Regions from separate parts of the Mus musculus genome. Here region 2 is linked to region 1. Evidence: chromatin loops called from intact Hi-C (ENCODE). Cell type or tissue: left cerebral cortex. All regions are shown on one strand.

The links. Peaks named below come from ENCODE experiments on the same cell type or tissue, not always from the same donor. Only the 100,000 strongest peaks of a DNase experiment are listed, where the experiment ranks them.
Region 2: it touches region 1 in a loop (5-fold over the local background); 16 of 42 quality-filtered maps call a loop at or near these places.

The regions. Positions count from the first base shown.
Region 1 is chr13:116,706,441-116,708,940 of GRCm38, reverse strand. No RefSeq gene overlaps it. Among named protein-coding and RNA genes, the nearest start is that of 4930435F18Rik, 130 kb to the left of the region's middle. In left cerebral cortex, no CTCF peak of the experiment used is centred here; DNase peaks (open chromatin) are centred at 625, 1,092 and 1,288.
Region 2 is chr13:116,307,413-116,309,912 of GRCm38, reverse strand. It overlaps Isl1 (ISL1 transcription factor, LIM/homeodomain), which reads left to right and starts at 225. Exons shown (of 6, transcript NM_021459.4): 1 at 225-518; 2 at 1,450-1,639. The coding sequence starts at 491. RefSeq lists promoters at 48-426, 1-428. In left cerebral cortex, no CTCF peak of the experiment used is centred here; DNase peaks (open chromatin) are centred at 197, 446, 1,055 and 1,482; H3K4me3 peaks cover 144 bases.

The DNA of each region.
Region 1 (2,500 bases):
AGAGAAAGAAATGAACAGAGAACCAGCATCTCTCAGCCTGGTTATTTTTCTTTCCTTGAAATCCCAGGGCCTTGAGGTTCCAGGAGCCTAAGCGCTCCCCCACCCCCCAGCCCCCACACACCTCCGCCCTCTCCCGCCCCTTCCCAGTACAAAACAGAGACTGACAGGCAGGAAAGGAGGAGCAGACTGGGAGAGAAAACCAGCAAGCTTTTCATAATAAAAAAAAAACAAGCGAAGAAAACAAACCCCTGTGCATCCAGATTACTGACCCGTTTTTTTCCCACCCTCCTCCTTGCGTGGGTTTATTTGGAAACAGTTCGTAGGCGATAATCTCATCTCAGAGATTAACCTTTATGGTCTCTGTGCTCTCGGCAGTTGTGTAATCTAGTTTGTAAAAGTACCGAGTTTTGTTTAAAAAAACAAAAAACCAAAAAACTAAACAGAACAGCCACTCCCTCCTCAAATGATGGGCTTTTTGGTCTAGAGCACTGATGGTGTGGTGGGTAAAGCGCTTGTTGGACCCAAACAAAGACCATGCCAGACCTGAGAACACTGTATGAGGCTCCGGATGGGAGGACTTCTCGTCTTCCCATTCCACTGGAAAGGAATGGATTCCGAACCCGGTGGTTGAATTATGTTTACGAAGGACAGACGGAACAGAATAGAACGAATCCTAAGCGACAAAATGCATTGAGGTTTTGTTCTTCAGTGTGCAGAAATGGAAACAAAAAATGACCAAAGAGGCTGCGGGGATACCCAATGCGCAGGTTATTTTGCAGTACTAAATCATCTCTCCTCCACTTTCCTTCCCCCTCTCAAGAGCTGTGGCCCTGTCGCACAAGATCATGCAGAAGCCCGACCTACAGGCAAGACATTTTCAGAAATAAGGCTTGTAATCTGCCAGAAACCAACAAAGCTACAGACAGGCAGCCAGTCTCTCTCCTCCTTTTCCCTTCCCCTCTCTATTCCCCTTTCTCTCCCTCCACCTCCTTCTCTCCTCTAGCTAGCCTCGCCCCAATTATAACCCAGCCAGTCAGCCGCATACACCTGCTGGAAAGGATCTTGGTGGCATTGATGAGAAAGGGCGATTTTGCTTTTTTCAGAAGCCAACCAGGGTCCCAAGTCTAACCTGCCTTCAACCTCTGTAGGCGGTTCTTGGGCGTGCATGGGAGCCCCAGCCTTGGAGGCTTCCCTAGCCCTGGTTGTTGCTGGTGGGAGCTTTCGCTTTCTCTTGAAATCTCCTTTCTAAGTTGCTTCTCAGCCAAAGGTCCTCTGCAGAGTTTTCAAGGATCTCTTACTGATCTGGGAAAGCCGGGCTTTAAAGGGGGAGCCTGGAATGGCTAGACAGGAGTGGAAGGAGGGTACGTTGATTTCTGCTTTTTAACATTTTAATTTCATTGACATGACTTGAAAGGTTTGTTTTGGTCTAAGGCAAAGCTGCCAGTTCCAAACACAAACAGATGGACACACACACACTGTGTGTGTATCAGATGCTGGGGATAAAAATGGTTTATTGATTGAAATAATAGAGGCATTATTTTGATTTGTCTTGACATGAACGCTGATTTATAGAGGTTCCCCCCCCCCCATTGATTCCTTCTTGTAGTCCAGACACATGGAAATGATAAAAAGCTCACCAAGGCTCACCTTAGTGCTAATCAAGATTGTTCAATGCACGTTATAAATCTGATATTATATTTATTGCTTATCTTTATTCAGGAGGTTAGACTCCATCCTAGGGCTGTCCCCTTTCAAAAAAATGTTTTCGGGTGCATGTGTTTCCACTTTGCACTTTCAACGGACTGGAGAGGACAATAGTGTGAAAAACATCTGAAAATATGAGGCGACAACAGGGCATGTGTGTTTCATTTCTGCAGTGTTAGGGTGGAAAGTAACAAAAGAAACACACACACACACACACACACACACACACACACACACACACACAGAGTGAGGCCCAGGGACCCAGCACAAAAGACTTGCTGACCCAAAGCTAACACAAGACAAATTAAAGAACAGAGCAGGGACTGGGAGGGACTGGAGACAAACAGTTGGGGGGAAAGATCGCATCGAGTGCCTAGGACAGATGAAATACGGGAGAGAGAAGAGCAGACAAAGTAGTGCTCAGGACTGGAACTCACACCCCCGAGGCTGTGGAACAATACATTTGCTTAAAATACGAAGTTTCTTCGGCTGCACAATAACATAAAGGGATCACAAAATAAACATTACTTCTCTTGCAAGAGCGGAACAAACTGGTCACTCTAAACCAAACACAATTGTTCCAGTTTAATTGTGGGATCAGAAAACCCAGGCTGACTCCAACTCTCCTCTCGCTGCATGCCTATGAAGGGTAAAGTCTAAGGGGGTTGGGATTGGACTGCGAAACGCCTTTTCAGTGAAGCGACATCAATATTTGCAGAGTTTAAAGCTTCAAGAATACAAAGGCAGGCATGAGATTATCTGATTATCCACGGATACCATACCGAAGAAAGGAACG
Region 2 (2,500 bases), 400 kb after region 1:
GACCCGGGCCACCCGGCGCCCAAGGAGCGACGTGGCCTCGGGAGGCTTAATCCTCTCCTGCGGGCTCGCCGAGCGGGCAGTGGCGCGCGGAGGCGCCGGGGCTGAAATATGATAATCAGAACAGCTGCGCCGCGCGCCCCGCAGCCAATGGGCGCGGCGCTCGCCTGACGTCCCCGCGCGCTGCGTCAGACCAATGGCGATGGAGCTGAGTTGGAGCTGAGAAGTTTGAGTAAGAGATAAGGAAGAGAGGTGCCCCGAGCCGTGCGAGTCCGCCGCTGCTGCTGCGCCTCCGCTCTGCCAACTCCGCCGGCTTAAATCGGACTCCCAGATCTGCGAGGGCGCGGCGCAGCCGGGCAGCTGTTTCCCCCAGTTTTGGCAACCCCGGGGGCCACTATTTGCCACCTAGCCACAGCACCAGCATCCTCTCTGTGGGCTATTCACCAATTGTCCAACCACCATTTCACTGTGGACATTACTCCCTCTTACAGATATGGGAGACATGGGCGATCCACCAAAAAGTAAGAAGCGGTTTAACCTTGTGGGGCTTGGTGTGCTGTTGTGGTGTGGGGGGGTCTCTCTCAGGCACCGATGACAGGGCTCTTTGGATTTGTAGTCACTGCCTGGAGAGACAGAAGAGAAGGTGGTCCTTTTGTTGTTGTTGTTGCTGCTGCTGTTGTGTGTGTGTGTGTGTGTGTGTGTGTGTGTGTGTGTGTGTGTGTGTGTGTGTGTGTTTTCTTCTTGTCACGCTTGCAGCTTGCATGTTTGGTGTGAATTCCGATCTTTGAGAAACTGATCATACCTTGTGTTTGAATGCTCTGTGCCCTCCCAAACTCTAGCCGCCTGCCCGGTGCTTAGCGGTGATTTCCTCCTCCGGATTCCGGAGCTCTTGGAGAAGTTATTATGTAGCAAAGGTCTGCCTGCACAAACCACACCGGCAGATATGAATTAGCATTAGACTTGCAAAAGAGAGCGAGTGACAACTGTATTGATGTCTACTCTTCTAACAATATCCATTCCCGCGTGCTATTGAAGAACGTGCTTCACGGAAAATATAGACATCCCAGCGTTGCTTTAACGCTTCTAGTCAAAACCTTTTCTTTGACATGACTTATCCATAATCTTGCCTAATGATTATAGCAAAGAGGGAGGAGGGAGAAAACACAAAATGAGCGGGTTTGATTGCGTGCTAAGCTTACAATGTAGACTATTCAAATCTGCGTTTTACATATATTCCACCTCCCTTTTTAAAAAAGCGAGTCAAGGTTTTGATGGCACACTCCAATTACCATCCCAAAGTGCAATACTCTTTAAGGGAAGAACAAGAAAAAAAAAAAAAGGGAAAGAAAAAAATTCTTCCAGAATACACCCTATAAGAGAACGACACTAAAAGTGTGTTTATCTCTGTAGGAAGTAAACGGTTAGTCAATCATGCATTTATTTTCATTTCAGAAAAACGTCTGATTTCCCTGTGTGTTGGTTGCGGCAATCAAATTCACGACCAGTATATTCTGAGGGTTTCTCCGGATTTGGAGTGGCATGCAGCATGTTTGAAATGTGCGGAGTGTAATCAGTATTTGGACGAAAGCTGTACGTGCTTTGTTAGGGATGGGAAAACCTACTGTAAAAGAGATTATATCAGGTATGCCATTTTTACAGGGTTATTTTCTGAGATTTCTTGGCTCTCCTTGTTTATTATTTGATGTGCCTTTGTTTTGTTTTGTTGTTTTTAGAGGGAGGGAGAACGTTTACTTTAGAGTGCCCAGTGTACAAGAAATGTTTTTAAAATTAAACTGTTGTTCATTTCATATCTTTGGGGGGTGGGGTGTCGCTGTGTTTCATAAATTTTTGTTGATAAGGTTTGTTAATGACTCTTTGAATTTTTCATACAAAAGATTATTTCCCTCTTTAAACTTCCCTAAGGACAACAACAAAATTAAGGCAAATAAGTTTAGGGTTTCAAACTTTAAAAATTCTATTTTCACTGTATAGTTTATCATCTTATTTATTTTTCTCCTGTTTTATCAATGACTTACATTATTTTGGGGGCTCCAAATAAACAGACAAAAGTTTCACCAAAGGATTTTTGAAGAACAAGTACAAACATTGCTCCCTTTACTTTTGGGGTGACTCTTCCTTTGATAAAAAATTTTAAAACCAAAATAAAATATTCCTTAACGCCCCCCCCCCAAAAAAAACCACCGGAAATTTAATCTTTTTAAATATTAACCCTTTGGTGATATCTAACTGCCTTTTCTTTCTTATCTTATCTGGGCTGATGAATTAGACAGAGCAGATCAAATTGCCCATCATCTGTCTGCGAACAATTGGTATATTTAGGTAATTGAACAGCTTCCTTTCTCACATTAAAATCTAGTAACTGATAAAATGAGGGAATCAGCTGACGGACAAGACCAAAACCAGGGAGGAGGATCTGAGCTGGCTTTTGTTGCACTTTTTTTTTTTTCCTAATTTCAAGTTTCTCTGACCTACCAGTTTATAT